Linked DNA regions of Mus musculus: region 2 is linked to region 1. Evidence: chromatin loops called from intact Hi-C (ENCODE). Cell type or tissue: heart. All regions are shown on one strand. Each heading gives the region's core, and the rest is flanking DNA. Links, peaks and the distances in the headings are about the cores only. Region 1 holds the start of Mlst8 (MTOR associated protein, LST8 homolog (S. cerevisiae)). Region 2 holds the start of Zfp598 (zinc finger protein 598).

Evidence for each region. Hi-C counts contacts between places; a loop is a spot of excess contacts. Peaks named below come from ENCODE experiments on the same cell type or tissue, not always from the same donor. Only the 100,000 strongest peaks of a DNase experiment are listed, where the experiment ranks them.
Region 2: a loop joins it to region 1, with 2.5 times the contacts of the local background. A loop is called at or near these places in 7 of 42 quality-filtered maps.

The regions. Positions count from the first base shown.
Region 1 is chr17:24,475,345-24,483,670 of GRCm38, reverse strand. Mlst8 (MTOR associated protein, LST8 homolog (S. cerevisiae)) reads left to right here and starts at 4,593. Exons shown (of 9, transcript NM_001252464.1): 1 at 4,593-4,659; 2 at 5,213-5,351; 3 at 5,509-5,560; 4 at 5,646-5,808; 5 at 6,166-6,241; 6 at 6,338-6,490; 7 at 7,222-7,346; 8 at 7,462-7,625; 9 at 7,720-8,326. The coding sequence starts at 5,223. The coding sequence ends at 7,838. Bricd5 (BRICHOS domain containing 5) reads right to left here. Exons shown (of 5, transcript NM_175682.3): 5 at 8,202-8,326. In heart, for the core only: CTCF peaks have their summits at 4,745 and 4,951 (motif pointing left); DNase peaks (open chromatin) are centred at 4,850, 5,310, 5,727, 7,100 and 1 weaker place; H3K4me3 peaks cover 2,018 bases; H3K27ac peaks cover 1,982 bases.
Region 2 is chr17:24,663,634-24,671,959 of GRCm38, reverse strand. It overlaps Zfp598 (zinc finger protein 598), which reads right to left and starts at 2,273. Exons shown (of 12, transcript NM_183149.2): 1 at 1,987-2,273. The coding sequence starts at 2,202. In heart, for the core only: CTCF peaks have their summits at 2,064, 2,263 (motif pointing left) and 4,311 (motif pointing right); DNase peaks (open chromatin) are centred at 409, 2,289 and 4,329; H3K4me3 peaks cover 3,017 bases; H3K27ac peaks cover 2,438 bases; H3K27me3 peaks cover 765 bases.

The DNA.
Region 1 (8,326 bases), core at 83-8,082:
ATTCAGCTTCCCTAGTGCCAGCATTACAAATGTGACATGTTGACTAAATTGTTCACTTGGTTTTTATTTGTACTTCTGAGCTGGCCTAGAATGTGTCAGGCAGGTTATGACCCACAGATTTGCATCCCTGGCCTAACCTATTCAATTTAAATGGCCAATTTGAGGACTGAAGAGATGGCTTATCAGTTACGTGCAATGGCTGGTTTTGTAGAGGACCTGAGTTCAGTTCCCAGTACCCATCTCAGGCAGCTCAGAAGCATCTGTAACCCCTAACTCAAGGGGTACCTGCATGCATGTATGCATGCTAATATGGACGGACACACATACCTATAAATAAAAACAAACCTTTAATAAAGGGGTAAGCTTATGCTGTGTGATTTCATCTGAAACAGTGCAGAGTCCCACAAAGAGCAAGCTCATGAAATCAAAGGGAATAAGCTAAAAGCCAAGAGCTGGCTAGAAGAGGTGGAGGAAGAAAACTCTAAGCACAGGCTTAGATCTAAGAATGGCTGTGGTGCCAGGCAGTGGTGGCGCACGCCTTTAATTCCAGCACTCGGGAGGCAGAGGCAGGTGGATTTCTGAGTTCAAGGCCAGCCTGGTCTACAGAATGAGTTCCAGGACAGCCAGGGCTACACAGAGAAACCCTGACTCGAAAACAAACAAACAAACAAACAAAAAACAACAAAAAAAGAATGGGTGTGGTGAGGTGAGAAACCTCTGCTGAGCTAGTGGCCTGGAGACAGGGGAGGGGGTGGCACTCAGGCAGAGGTAGGGGCCACACCCAGGTTTCTGGGACCCCTGAAGACTCTTGTTGGTTGGTAAGGCCAGATTTCAGTTTGTAAACGACTGGACAAGGCATCTGTGATTCCAGCACTTGAGTGGTAGAGGAAAGGGTCAAGGCTATCTTTGGTCATGGAGCAAGTTCTAACCAGTCTAGATGAAGTTACAGAGAAGAGGAGAAGAAGGGGGTGTGGTAAGTGGGTTGACTGTTTTGAGACAGGGTTTCTCTGTGTAGCCCTGGTTGTCCTGGAACTCACTCTGTAGACCAGGCTGGCCTCGAACTCAGAAATCTGCCTGCCTCTGCCTCCCAAGTGTTAGGATTAAAGGCGTGTGCCACCAAGCCTGGTTAGTGGGTTGACTGTTAAATGGGGACTAGAGCACGACTTAAAAAGTCATGAGGAGGGCTGGCGAGATGGCTCAGCGGGTAAGAGCACTGACTGCTCTTCTGAAGGTCCTGAGTTCAAATCCCAGAAACCACCTGTAGTGAGATCTGACGCTCTCTTCTGGTCTGTCTGAAGACAGCTACAGTGTACTTGTGTATAATAATAAATAAATCTTTGGGCAGAGACTGAGTGAGCAGAGGTTCTAAAATTCAATTCTCAACCACATGAAGGCTCACAACCATGAAGCTACAATGTACTCATATACATAAAATAAATAAATATTAAAAAAAAAACTTGTGAGGAAGTCAAGCATGATGGGGCATGGTGTTAATCCCAGGACTCCGGAGGCAGAGGCAGGCAGATCTCTGAGTTTGAGGCCTGGTCTACAAATCAAGTCCAGAACAGCCAGGGTTACACAAAGAAACCCTGCCTTAAAAAAACAAAAACCAACTAAAAAACTATGTGAAGAGTGGGTGGTGAAATTGGTGGCTGAGAAGGGCAAAGATAAGGGACATACTGGAAGATAGCTAGCTATAACCTATTGTTGGACACTGTTCATAGAGGGGCTACTGGGTTAGGCATTGAATGAAGATGGTGTCCTCTTTTTGGCATTTATGTGCCATATGTGCCGCCCCCCACCCCAGGGCCTTGTGCTTGCTAGGCAAGTACTGAGTTAAATCTCCAATATGTAACAGAAAATCAGATGTGCTTTCAAGAGTCTGGGAGCTGGAGATCGTGGCCAGACACCAGGATAAAGATGGCATGGGAAGCCACAGAGCCTAGGGCAAGGTCAAGAAAAAAAGTGGTAGCATGTCCAGAGCGGGATGGGGCCAAGAAGAGAGACTACTACAGTAGATCCAGTGCTGGTGCTCAGGCACAAGGGTGAGATGAGATTTTTCTGTAAACCACAGTACACAAGGGTCAAGAGGTGGAAAGAATGTATCAACCAAGTGTGACAAAGGCAGTGGCCTTGAGGAATTTTCCCAGAGAGCTGAGGGGGAGATGGGAAGGGAGGCCTTTTGAAGGAGAGAGAATTTTAGCTGTAAGGAGAGTATTGGAATTGTGTGTGTGTGTGTGTGTGTGTGTGTGTGTGTGCGCGCGCGCGCGCGCGCACGCACGCGCCCATGCTATGAGGGAAGCTGGAGCTAGCATTGAAACAGAAGTTATTTTTGCCTAGTATTTGATGTGCAAAGCCCTGTGTTAGATCCCCAATACTGTATAAAACTGGGTGTGGTGACACAGCCACCTGTAATCTCAGTACTCAGGAGATGGAGAGGGGACCTGAAGTTCAAGGTCATTCTTGGCTACATTGTAAATTTGAAGTTACTATACGTTATCAAAGAAATCCCGATTGAAAAACAAACAGCCGGGCGTGGTGGCGCACGCCTTAAATCCCAGCATTCAGGAGGCAGAGGCAGGCGGATTTCTGAGTTCAAGGCCAGCCTGGTCTACAAAGTGAGTTCCAGAACAGCCAGGGCTATACAGAGAAACCCTGTCTCGAAAAAAAAAAGAAAAACAAACAAACAAACAAACAAACATACAAAACACACCTAGGAGGGAGTCTGTGCCCATGCATTTAATCCAAGCACTTGGGAGGTAGAGGCTGGCAGTTCTCTTGAGTTCGAGGTTAGCCTGGTCTACAGAGCAACCAAACCAAAAATCCATATTAAAAATATGCTAAGGAGGTAAAACAGGGACTGGGGAGAGATATAGGAAGAGGGTGTCTATGACCAGGAACCTGGGTGTGTAGACAGGGGAACCGGCCTTGGCTAAGGAGCTGGACTTACCCTCTCTGTGGCTAGAGGGAAAGGGGGTTGCAGCCCCATCTACTGGTGCAGTGGGAAGAGATCATGAGAAAGCAAGGACAACTTTGTAGAGCTGGGTAATAAAAATGGAGGCATGATAGCAGAATTGTCACCAAGAGACCAGAGAGACTTCACCTAGCCACTGATGGGGACAGATGCAGAGTGCCACAACCAAATACTAGGCGGAGTTTGGAGTCCTGCAGAGGAGGGGGGGGGGATTAGAAGAACTAGAGGGGTCAGGAACACCACAAGAACACAGAGGGGCCGGTGGACCTCCTGGGGTCTTGCAGAGTCAGAGAGCTGCTAAGGCTCTGACCTAGGTCCTCTGCATATAAGCTTGGTGTTCTGGAATCCTAACAGGGCTGGGCTGTCCCTGACTCTGCTGCCTGAGATCCTTCTCCTCTTGCTGGGTTGCCTCTTTCAGCTTTAAAGTGATAGTATGTGCCTGGTTTTATTGTAGCTTGTGTGTGTTTGGTTGATGTCCCTGGGAGGCCTGCTCTTTCCTGAGGGGAAGTACTTGGTGGTGGTGGTGGTGGGGTGAATCTGGGAGAGAGGAGAGAGGAGAGGAGAGGCTTGGGGGAGGGGAGGAAGAGGAAACTGCAGTTGGGATGTAATATAGGAGAGAATAATATTTATATTCCAGCTAGGCTTTCCCCAGCTAGGAATATAAATATTATTCTCTCCTATATGCCTCTGCCTCCCAAGTGCTGGGATTAAAGGCTGCGCCGCCACCACCACCCGGCTAATTTGCTGTTCTTGAATCAGATGTTCTACACCTATCTGTTCAATGTTATTTAGTAGACACATAAAGCTGTTGAGTGCTTGTAATGTATCTATCTAGTCTAAATTGAAACTATTCACAAGAACATGATGCACACTATATTTCAGTTTAAAATAAAAAAGCACAAAATATTTATGTTGAATGTGTTAAAAGAATATTTTTATATATTGGGTTAAATAAAAAGTATTATTAAAAATTTTAAAAAATGGAGGCATGAGAGTCTGCAGTTTTAAACGAGTTTCTGGGCTAGCTTATGTGCCCTCAGGATCAGGCTGAAAGGGTCTAGACTATGGCTACCAGATAAAGCAAATAGAAGTAACAGACTGCCCAGTTGCATTCAAACTTCTTGTAAGAAAGTAATTCTTTTAGTACAGTGTTTGAGATATGCCTATACTAAAAGAAAAAGAGAGAGAGAGAAATTAAGAAATTAAGAAATTAAGAAAGAAAGAAAGAAAGAAAGAAAGAAAGAAAGAAAGAAGGAAAGAGAGAAAAGCTAGGAAGGAAGGAAAAAAGAAAAGAAAAAATGATTTTTATCTGAAAATTTTGCATTACCTAGAAATTCTAGCTTGGTTGGTAGGGTAGGTGATTGTGTATGTCTGCGGGGGGTGGAGGGACGACGACAGTGTAATTCCTTCTGGGAGCCAAGTCTGGAAAATAGGCAGCAGTACCATGGCTGTAGTTCCCAGTGAGTTGAAGGGTGGCGTCGCGGCTGATGGCCATTCTGAGCACGATCACTTCTGGAGTTCTTCGTCTCAGAACTCTGGTATCCCTTTCAACTCCCCCACTCCCCGGACCCATGGTCTCGCCCGGAGTTACTATCGATAGCTCTACGCTCGGCCCGGCTTCTATCGACTAGCTCCTCCTCGCCTCGCCGTCCTGGACTAAGGCAGAGTGCAGAGCGTGTGTTAAGGTACGGGGGACACGGGATGAGGGCTGCTACCGACCACTGGGTGGCTAGGAGAGTGCGGTCGGGGTAATCGGGCCGGTAACACAGAGCCAGGGCGGTGTGCAGAGCACTGGGGAGCGCGGGGGTCCTGCCAGATAGCGCCCCCACCCATCCGATCCCAGTGCCGGTCAACTACGCATGCTCAGCAGCAGCAGTGCCGGGCTTTTCCTTAGTCGCCATGCGCATGCGTTGCCTACCCTTGCGAGAGACGGCGCCCGGGCGATGGCCTTCTGCGTGTGACTGCCTCCTGCTGGCTGCTGGCGAGGTGGCGTCTCCAAGCGTGAGGGTGAAGCTGAAGGAACACTCTCCCGGGAGCAAAGTAGCCGGAGTCTTTTTTTTTGAGACTGTCAGCGTGACCCTGAACACTCTTATTTTTCTTAGTTTTAAAGTGAAGTTAATACCGGTACACTGTAGTGTGCAGATTGTTATGCGTACATCTTTTCTCTCCAAACGTTTTGACCTTTGGACCTTACTTATCACCTCTTGGCCCAGTGCAGGTCTCATTTTTTTTCTCCAGCCATCAAACAATGAATACCACCCCAGGCACAGTGGGCAGTGACCCTGTCATCTTAGCAACTGCAGGCTATGACCACACGGTGCGCTTTTGGCAGGCTCACAGTGGAATCTGCACTCGAACAGTGCAGCATCAGGACTCTGTATCCTCCTCTTGGCAGCAGGATGGTGCTGGCCAGAATTAAGTATGAATGATATGTGTTTGGGGAAACTCAGGCCAGGTGGTGGAGGTCTTGATGGCCTTGTAGCCCCAAGGTTTCCCTCTCTGGGTTCTCTTCCTGTTATCCTTAACATGCTCAGCAGGTAAATGCATTGGAGATTACTCCGGACCGAAGCATGATTGCTGCTGCAGGTACCTGAGATTCTCGACCTCTGACCCTTTACTGGCCGTAGTTCTACCTGGCACACCCATGCTTCAATTCCCCCTGTGTCCCTAGGTTACCAACATATCCGCATGTATGATCTCAACTCCAATAACCCCAACCCCATCATCAGTTATGACGGAGTCAGTAAGAACATTGCATCAGTGGGCTTTCACGAGGATGGTCGCTGGATGTATACAGGTGGCGAGGACTGCACAGCTCGCATCTGGGACCTCAGGTGGTGTTGTGTGTTGGGCTGAAGAGGACGGCTGCCCGGGGAGTGGGCAGGCCAGGGGATTGTCTGTGGGCAGGCTATTCTGCAATCAGTTAGTCTTAGTGCAAGAGGGGTTGAGCGGGCGATGGAGGGAAGGTAGAAAGCAGAATAGAATTACATCAGAGAGCTAGCCTTGCCTTGAGGCTAGGGGGCCAGACTTTCCTTCCCTTTTCACTGACCTCAAGCTTGTGGAGAAAGAGCTAAACTTCACAACCATTTCTCCTAAGGTAGAAGCAACTCCTTTGAGCAGAGAATGGGGGCTTTTGGTAGAGGCATGGATCAAATCCATTAGAAGCCATGTGTAACCTTAACTCCCCACAGGTCCCGGAACTTGCAGTGTCAGCGTATCTTCCAGGTGAACGCACCCATTAATTGCGTGTGTCTGCATCCCAACCAGGTGAGGAATGCTCATGGGGCCAGGTGTCAGGGGTGGGGTGGGGACTTTAGAGGACAAGAGTATTGCTACATTTCACCTCCCTCCCCTACATCCTAGGCAGAACTCATTGTGGGTGATCAGAGCGGTGCTATCCACATCTGGGACCTGAAGACAGACCACAATGAGCAGCTGATTCCCGAGCCTGAGTCTTCCATCACGTCTGCTCACATCGACCCAGATGCTAGCTACATGGCAGCCGTCAATAGTGCCGTGAGTGCTGGGAGTGGCTCCGGGGGCATCTTGGCACCTAGCCCCTTATCTTCTGCACTTGAGTTGACTCCCTGGTTCTCTCTCAGGCCTCCCTGAGCTTCCACCCAGCTCCCAAAGTCAGGCACCTGGGTACCACTCCTCATGTCCACCTTGCGGTCTGCCATAGCCCCACCCATCAGGGCCAGTTATTTCTCCTTTCGTGTTCCAGTCCATGGCTTTGCTCATCCTTGACACTAATAAGTTTCTCTGTGGCCTTCCTGGGATGCCTGTTCTGCCCCCCTTCAACCATGCAAGTATCCTTTAGTCTTCCTGGCAAGCTGCACTGTTCTGAGACCTTAAGAAGCAACTCCTCATGGACTGTGGATGCTTTAGTTTGGGCCCTGCTCTCATCTCTAGTCTCCTATTTTCCTTTTAAATCCCAGAACATCATTTGTCCCACGTATCTGCACTCCCTCCTCCCATCCTTGGGTTGTCACATTATCTATCTCTGTGTCCTCGTTACTGCCTCCCCTCCTGCACATCTCTGTTGGCCAGCAGCAGCCTCTGGGGAGCTGTGTTTGACTTGGCTAGTGTGACCTCCTGCTTTTGGCTGGCTGGGCTCGATTCCTTGTTGGGGCTAAATTTCCTATAGACATGACCCAGGATGTCATTGGCCTTCAGGCCTTGGCCCAGGTGTCCCCAATCCATATCTGAGGGTCTGGGTTTTGAATGACTGCCCTCCTATCTTATAGGGAAACTGCTATGTCTGGAACCTGACAGGGGGCATTGGTGACGATGTGACTCAGCTCATCCCTAAGACCAAGATCCCAGCCCATACACGCTATGCCCTGCAATGCCGCTTCAGCCCTGATTCCACGTGCGTGTACGGTCCTGGGGGAAAGGGGAATCTACAAGCTGTGGGCATGACCTGGTGTGTGGTAAGTAGATATGAGGTAGTAGTAGCTACTGAGACACCCCATGTTCAACCCCAGGCTTCTTGCCACCTGTTCAGCTGACCAGACATGTAAAATCTGGAGGACATCCAACTTCTCCCTGATGACAGAGCTTAGCATCAAGAGTAGTAACCCTGGAGAGTCATCCCGTGGCTGGATGTGGGGCTGTGCCTTCTCAGGGGATTCCCAGTACATTGTCACAGGTGAGCCCTGCCCTCCTTATCCCCATATTGCCAAGTCCACTAGAGAGGCCATTCACAGCTGCTTAGCTCTCTTCTGCCTGATCTCTCCTTACAGCTTCTTCTGACAACCTAGCCCGGCTCTGGTGTGTAGAGACTGGAGAAATCAAGAGAGAGTATGGTGGCCATCAGAAAGCTGTCGTCTGCTTGGCCTTCAATGACAGTGTGCTGGGTTAGACTTGGCCCTTGAGGCTGCATTGGGCAATCAGGACTGCCTGGTATAGTGACGCCAAGAGGATGTATCTGAACAATACCCGGGTCCAAGTGAGACTCTCAGGTTAGCATGTCAGGCCAGTTGGACCTGACCGGACTATGCAGGCCCCTCCTGGCCAACCTAGACTTTTTGGCTACTCTACGCTGGGACTCTTTCCATGCCCAGTTTGTTGTCAGAAAGCTCACTCACTAAGCCAGACTGGACTGGGAGTCTTTGCTCCTTTAGAGAGACTAGACCTAGAGGACTTGGGACTGTTGAGGAGGTCAGAGGTTAATGCCTGTATTCCAGGTATGTTACCCCGACTTGCTTCAGAAATTACCATTATGGCCAGGCAATCTGGGTTTATTAATCCCTACTGTCAGCTGCCTTCCATAGGTACTGGTGACCTGGCCAGCTTACTGACCTGTGGGGACAGGACTGGCCTATGGAACCAAAGGCCAGGAGGGCTTGG
Region 2 (8,326 bases), core at 53-8,052, 190 kb before region 1:
TCTGTAGACCAGGCTTGGCCATGAACTCAGAGATCTGCCTGCTTGTGCTACAGAATGCTGGGATTAAAGGTGTGTGCCACCCCCATCCAGCTTTATATAACATCTTAACAAACATCCCTCCTAATTTTTAGTCACATGAAGGGACTAAGTCATTGTGGAATTCTGGAATTCAGGACATATTCAAAGGGTAATACAAGACTCAGTAAGGGACAAGGGTGAAGGCGCTAGGTTACAAGTGGAGGGAATCAGGATAAACGGTGAGGCTGAGCTGGACAGCTACCATCTCACCCCACTTCCCAAAGAGCTCCTGCTGCCCAGCATGGTGGTACAAGTCTAAGAGGACGCCCAGGCTTAGCCAGGGGCACAGAGTGTCAAACCACATCCCAGCCAGGGCAAGCTAACAGCTCATGTCAAAAGCCCCTGCCACAGAGCTCTTAGAGGTGTGAGGCTCAGGAAGACTGAGGGAGGGCAGACACTGGCTACAGCTGACATATGTATGTATGTTCACTCACTTCCTGAGTGAGACCCAGAGCCCAGGCCAGGACGACGTACATAAGGACCTACAAAATGTCTCCCTTCCTAGAAGGAAGCTACAGGTATGTGTGCTCAAAACCCGTGTCAGACCTTCCCATCAGCGTGTGCACGACTGGCCAGCAAAGCCCCAGCAAGACCCTGAGTAGGACACCAGCCAAAAGCTTCCAGAGATGTTTCTAAACCCCAGATCTCATCCAGTAGGGTAAGGCTCCTTCCACCACACTATGTCTGGGGTCTTCTAGTCCCTCTTCCCCAGTATGACATAGATGCTTAGGGAATGTTCCAGATTCCAGCTGAGTCTTTTGACATAAATATCAAGAAAGAAAAGCTGGGTGTGCTGGGTATGGTGGAGAATGACCTAGCCCTCAGGAGGTAGAGGCAGGTGGATCTGTGTGACTTCAAGGCCAGTCTGGTCTAGAGAATGAGTTCCAGGACTGCCAGAGCTACAGGCCCTGTCTCAAATACGGGATATGGTGGTGCACTGCCTTTAATCTCAGAAATCAGGAGGCAGATACTGGTTCTACATAACAAGTTCCAGGCCAGCCAGGACTACATAGTGAGACCCTATCTCAACGAGAAAGAAAAAGGTCAGAAAGAAAAGAAAAAAAAAAAAAAAAACTCAAAATTTTGGCATCATTTCTATCTCTGCATCACTTCTAAGAACAGGAAAGGGTGATTCCCTGGCAGAAGCCACTAGCCAAAACCTTCCACGAACCAACCAAGGTAATTTCACAATTCTGGAAGCAAACAGATCTCTACGGGCAGCAAACCAAGGGAGGTTCAGCTGGATACTCCCCATCAAAGGCTGGCATTGCTGGAGTCCTCTGACCCCCTTCGGGATTTCCAAGTCTAGACAGCCAGAAACATCCTCTTCCCACCACTCTGGAAGGAAGCCTCAAAGCTAGAACTAGTAACGAGGAGGAAAACTTCCTAAAATTGTGGACCACCAAGCACCTAGGAATCAGGTCCTGGTATCACCTCCACTCTACAAATGGAAACGCTGTCTCAGGAGCTAAGGATCACCGGTGGGGCCCAGAAGCCCAACTAGTCTGGAAATGTCCAGTTTAACCCTTTTTTTCCAGAGCAGTCAGCTTCCAGAATAGACAGTGTCTGGAGGTTCCCCCTGGCTGTCTGCTCCTCCTCAGTGACGATCCCGAAAAAATTAAGATTCACAGACAGGAGGGCTCTCGACCTGACCTTGCCCTTCCCGCAGCCAGGTCATAGGGAAAAGTCCCCAGGCTTAGAGTTCCCACAGACATCGCTCCTCCTTCCCCAGCCCGGCCGCCTCTGGCTTCTCCCAGCCCCAGGAGGCCCGGTGATCGCATGGCGCCCCGACCGACCACCCGGCCTCCGGAGGGAGCGGGTGAGGCCAGGCCGCGGCCGGACACCGAGCAGGCAAAGCCATCAGGAGTCCGCCCTCCCCGCGCCCCGTCGCGCGCCCCGCTGGCGCACCTGGCGCAGCTCCTCGCGGCACACGGCGCAGTAGCGCTGCTCGCACAGCACCCGCATCTTGGTAGAGCACCGGTAGCACACCGGGTGATCGCAGCGGCCCAGCGCCGTAGCCTCCAGGTCACCGCAGCACAGCACGCAGCTCCCGCCGCCCCGCTCCGGCGCTGCCACCGCCTCCAGAGCCGCGCGCCGCCCCTCGGCGCCCGCCGCCGCCGCCATGGCCGGGCTCCGGCCCCCTCCTGGCCGGCGCGGCACAGCGCGGCCTGGCTCCCGGCGGACCCGCCCCTTCCGTCGACGTCACTGCCCTCAGGCAACCGCCCGCCTGGCGGAAGTGCGCACTGCGACTTCCGCCCGGGCCTGGTGTTGTACAGAGCTGCCATTCGCTCATGACTGCTGCTCAAGCCTTTCCAGTCATTTAAATGCGGAGTCTCTCCGCCTTCGCCGACGCAAGCTCTGGAAACGCCGGAGGAGCTACAGGGTTTCCAGCATCATTTCCGATAAAACACGAACTGTGGTTTGTTTTTCGAGACAGGGTTTCTCTGTGTAGCCCTGGCTGTCCTGGAACTCACTCTGTACACCAGGCTGGCCTCGAACTCAGAAATTCGCCTGCCTCTGCCTCCCAAGTGCTGGGATTAAAGGCATGCGCCACTATGCCCGGCTCGATCAGTCTTAAGCTAAGTATCACACAAACATTACTTGGACGTAGTATGTAGTATGTTTGTATCTTAAATGCAAATTTCACTGGATGTCCTGGGAACATAGCTTAGTGGCAGAGACTTGCCTACCGTGCCTAGGTTCCATTCCCAGCACAAAATACATACATAAGTAATTCAGCTAGTAATGACTGAATCCGACAAATTTTTAGGAACCTTTCTATAGCCCTGCACCTCTCTTGTGTTTGGAACATAAGCCTCTGACATCAGGACATCCAGACATTCTCACCCAATCCCACTAGAGAAGGGACCTCGTGTTTTCTTGGTTGTAAGACAGACACATCCAGCCAGACATAGTATGTAGGAAAGGGAAGCACCCAGAGGTGCTTGAGTGGATAGTAGTGAACCGGAGGCTTCAAGTCTGCAGCTGTTGGGCGGTCTCCGGATTTCTGATGAAGCGAGATGGGTCCAAATCTGAACCCTTTCTAGAAAGAGTCAGTATATTGTGTGTGTGACCCCAGAGTGCCTATGGCTAGCTAGAATCAGAAATGACTTAAACCCCTAATCCTGGTACCTAGACTTACATGCTTCTGAACTAGGTTGCCCCACTGAAGCCTATAACCTCATTTGTAAAACTGGGGTCGCCATACCAACTATGTAAAGCAGACCGGGCTACATTTGCCATCTTCGGACAGATAGGGGGATTTACCTTTCTTAGGCAACTGGGCAGGGCTAAGTATTGTTAAAATGACAGGGTGTGGTCACATACCTTTCATCCTAGCACTCACAGGCATAGACTTTGTAAGTTTTGAAGTCAGCCTGGTCAACATAGTTTCAGGCCAGCCATGGCTACGTAGAAGTGAGACACTGTCTCAAAAAAAAAAAAATCTGTTAAAATGGAGGACTGGAGAGATGGCTCAACAATTAAGAGCACTAGCTTTTCTTGCAGAAGTCCTAGGTTCAATTCCCAGCACCACATGAAGGCTCACAACCAGTTCCAGGAGGTTTAATATCTTCTGGTCTCTGAGGGCACCAGGCACACACGTGGTACACAGGCAGGAAAGCAAAACACGTCCATAGAAAATAAAAATAAATTTTAAAAAATGAAAACATTTCTGTTAAGATGACAATTGAATGTTAATGATAAGCTCGTTAGATGCTGATGGCAAGTACTTTATTGTCCCAGTTTGTGCAAATAAGTACAGGCTGAGGGATGGTGAATGTGGCTTCCTAATTGACAGCTTTTGGCCTCACCCTTTGCTGCCCTGGCTTTTTTTTTAGTCAGCCAGCCAGCCAGACTACCCATCTGCCACCATTCTGAACACTCCTTAGACACCTGAGAAAACAACGCAGTGAACAGAGTTGATTATCCCTCTCCTAAAGGCACAGCCTCAATCAGAGAGCTGTTTGAAACAGTTCACACCAGACTTTTTTTTTCTTTTTTTTCCGAGACAGGGTTTCTCTGTGTAGCTCTGGCTGTCCTGGAACTCACTCTGTAGACCAGGCTGGCCTCAAACTCAGAAATCCCCTTGCCTCTGCTTCCCAAGTGCTGGGATGGATTAAAGGTGTGAGCCACCACTGCCCGGCTACACCAGACATTTTTAAACCTACACACCTGGAACTCTAGATGACCCTGTAGTCATCTCAGGCTAGAAAGGAGGACTATTTCCCATGATTGGCCAGCAGAGGGCCTACTGTGACTGAGGAGACAAGGCTGTGATTGGCATAAACATTCTCTAGCCAGGTAAGCAGACTGGCTGTTCCAGCTCAGGCCGTGAGTCACGCGAAAGCTCTCCTCTCCTACCTCTTGTGTTGCCGGTTTAGATTTAGTAAAAGGCATCTCTACAGGGGTTTTTCTTGCCTGTTTTTTTTTTTTTTTGGGGGGGGGGGTTCGAGACAGGTTTTCTCTGTATAGCCCTGGCTGTCCTGGAGTTCACTTTGTAGACCAGGCTGGCCTCGAACTCAGAAATCCGCCTGCCTCTGCCTCTGCCTCCCGAGTGCTGGGATTAAAGGCGTGCGCCACCACGCCCAGCTCTTCTTGCCTGTTTTTAATAGAGCTGACTGAATTGGTAGCATGAGAAAGAGCAGATGAGTAGCTGTGGTACTGTGACAGCACAGCTGCCCAGCACATTGGGAAATGCACAGTCATGCAGTCCATGGTTTGACAGGTCAGAGGGGAACTGCATGCAAACATTTTGCTTCACAGATTCATAAAGAGCCTGTAGGATAAAAGACAAATGGATGCAGACAGTGGTGACAGGCACATCTCTTCTGAGTCGGAGGCCAGCCTGATCTACAGAGAGAATTCCAGGACAACCAGGGCTACACAGAGAAACCCTGTGTCTCAAAAAACAAAACGAAACAAAACCAGAAAGACAAATGACCCAGGCTTGATCTACACGAGCTCTTGGACACCCAGGGCCATGTAGAGAGATCTGGGTAAAAACAAAATGTACCAAAAAAAAAAAAAACAAACAAACAGACAGACAAACAAACAAAAAAACACAACAACACAACCGTAAAAGAGACTGAAAGAGCCAAAGGAAGCACGAAGGACTCCCTAGACAACAGCAAATATCAAGGGAAACCCTTGCCTGGCAGTGGTGGCACATGCCTTTAATTCCAGCAGTTGGGAGGCAGACGAAGGTGGATTTCTAAGTTCAGGCCAGCCTGGTCTGCAGAGTGAGTTCCAGGACAGCCAGAGCTACACAAAAAAACCCTGCTCCCCCCCCCCCAAAAAAAAAAAGAAAGAAAAGAAAAGAAGAAGAAGAAGGGAAGCCCTCTTGGAGGGGTTAGGAACTAGACCAGTGCTTGCTGTGTGATACTCCCCACCACGGTGACAGTGGACTAAGCCTCTGAAACTGTAAGCAAGGGCCAATTAAACACTTCCTTTTGGGGGCTGCAGAGAAATGGCTCAGCAGTTAAGACCTCTTCCAGAAGTCCTAAATTCAATCCCAACAACCACATGGTGGCTCACAACCATCTATAATGGGATCCGATGCCTTCTTCTGGCACTGGGGTGTACAGATAGAGCACCCATTCAAAATAAATTAAAAGTAAACACTTTTTTCTTTTCAAGACAGGGTTTCTCTGTATAGCCCTGGCTGTCCTGGAACTCACTTTGCAGACCAGGCTGGCCTCGAACTCAGAAATCTGCCTGCCTCTGCCTCCCGAGTGCTGGAATTAAAGGCGTGTGCCAAGCCCGTTCCCTTGCCTGTGTTTTCTCTGGATAGTATGTAGGAACAGTGGGAATCTCATCCATTCATGCGCGTCACTAATTAGATGACGAGGCATTTGGCTACCTTAAGAGAGTCATAGTTACTCCTGCCGTTTACCCGGGCTTCATTGAATTTCTTCACTTTGACATTCGGAGCACAGGGCAGAAATCACAGCAATGGGACACTAGGACACTGAGCATTGTGTGGGGTTGGTGTGGTGGCTCAGCAGGGACAATGCTGAAGAACTGAGGTCAGTCCTTGGAACCTATAAAGATCTGCATGCTTGCGTGCCTCTTATTCCTCTAAGTGTTAAGGCAGCGAGACCACTCAGGGTCAGCAGATGGCAGGTTCTCTCTCTCTCTCTCTCTCTCTCTCCTCTGTTTTTTGTTTGTTTGTTTGTTTGTGACAGGGTTTCCCTGTGTAACAGCCTTAGCTATCTGCCCTGGAACTCACTTTGAAGACCAGGGTGACCTTTAATTCACAGAGATTCTCCTGCCTCAGTGCCCCAGTTTGTGCAGGTTCACCTTCATACACATTTCCTTTCCACAATTCCTACCTTGAGTGTAGTTTCTATGAGCTACCATTGGGTTTGGTTATTTTCTTTCTTTCTTTTTTTTTTCTTTTTGTTTTTTTTGAGACAGGGTTTCTCTGTAGCCCTGGCTGTCCTGGAACTCACTCTGTAGACCAGGCTGGCCTCAGCTTGCCTGCCCTAAGGTTTTTCTCTTAATCATGAATAAACTGTCCAAAGGCTTTATTTGAGTCTTTGACCTTCTGTTTTCATTCGTGTCCACACTTCCATTATTTTATTAATGAGACTAGGAACACCCAAGTGAGGACCATGATTTTCTCCTTAACATGTGGCAGGACTTCTCAAGATTTCCAGTAGGAGTGGCTGGGCGTGGTGGCTCACACCTTTAATCCCAGCACTTGAGAGGCAGAGACAGGCAGATTTCTACGTTCGAGGCCAGCCTGGTCTACAAAGTGAGTTGCAGGACAGCCAGGGCTATACAGAGAAACCCTGTCTCGAAAAACAAAAACAAACAAACAAACAAAACAAAAAACAAAAAAAGATTTCCAGTAGTACTTCTTTCTTTCCTTTTTTTTTTTTTTTTTTATGTCTGCAAATGTCTGTCTGCATGTGTGTAAGTATTCTGTGTCCATGCCTGGTGCCTGCAGAGATCAGAGGCTGAAGTCAGAGCCACTGGAACTAAAGAGTATGGATGTGAGCCTCCTTGTGGGTGCTGGGAATTGAACCCTTGGCCTCTGCAAGAGTAACAGATCCTCTTAACTACTGAGCCATCTCTACAGTCTTCCCCCTCCATATATATATAATACATATATATTATATGAAAAATATTTTTGAGACAGTCTCTTTATGTGACCCCAGCTGTCCTTGAACTCCCTATGTAGTGGCCTCAAAATCAAAGAAATCTGTCTGCCTGTGTCATCTGAGTGCTGGGACTAAAGGTGTGTGCCTGGCGCTCTTCTCCTGTCTTTTAAGTCTTTAATTGGCAGACAAAAGAACCCATCCCTGTGTCCCTCCCATGGTAGAATGGAGAACCAACTCCTGAAAGTTCTAGTGCAACCTTCACAAACAACCTAACATACATACCCATTATACCCATGATGATGATGATGATGAGAGGAGGAGGAAGAGCAGCAGAAGCAGCAGCAGCTGAGTATCTTGTAATCCCAGTGCTGTGTAGGTAGAGACAAGAATGCCCAGAAGCCTTCAGGCCAACCAGCCTGGCACATGCAGTGTTGAATAATGAAGAGATCCTGCCTCAGACAAAGTGGGAGGCAAGACCCAACACTGCAGCTTTCCTCAGCACCCACATTGTGACTCACAACCATCCACACCCTCTGGGTCTGACCTCTGCAAGGCAGCAGGTGTGGGCACAGTTCACTTACATACATGCTATCAAAGGTACAGGAGCGACCAACTCCCTCGGGTTGTCCTCTAACACATGAGCCTGGATTACACACATAGTGCAGTGCTGGAGAGATGCAGTGGTTGAAAGCACTTGCTGTTCTTGCAGAGGGCCTGGGTTGGCTTCTCAGCAACCCATGTGGTGGCTCACAACCATCTGTAACTCCTGGTCCAGGGGATCTGACACCGTCTTCTGACCTCTGTGGGCACCAGACATGCATGTAGAGTACAGATATGAAGGAAAAATACTCAACATGTAAAGCAAAAATGAATAAAGTATTCACGAGGGAGGGGTCTAGAATCCGAATAAGGGCCTTTGGGATGGCTCAGTAGGTAGAGCTAACTGGGACCTGCGTGGGGGAGGGAAAGCACTGACTCCTTCAGGCTGTCTGCCAGCTCCCGTTTGCACATCATGGCATGCATGATGTGCACATGTGTGCACACAATATTCTTTATAAAGGAATGACATTTAAATAATCAAATATTAAATAATCAGAATATCAGGCTTGGGAGTGTAGCTTGTACCGGAATGCCTGCCTGCT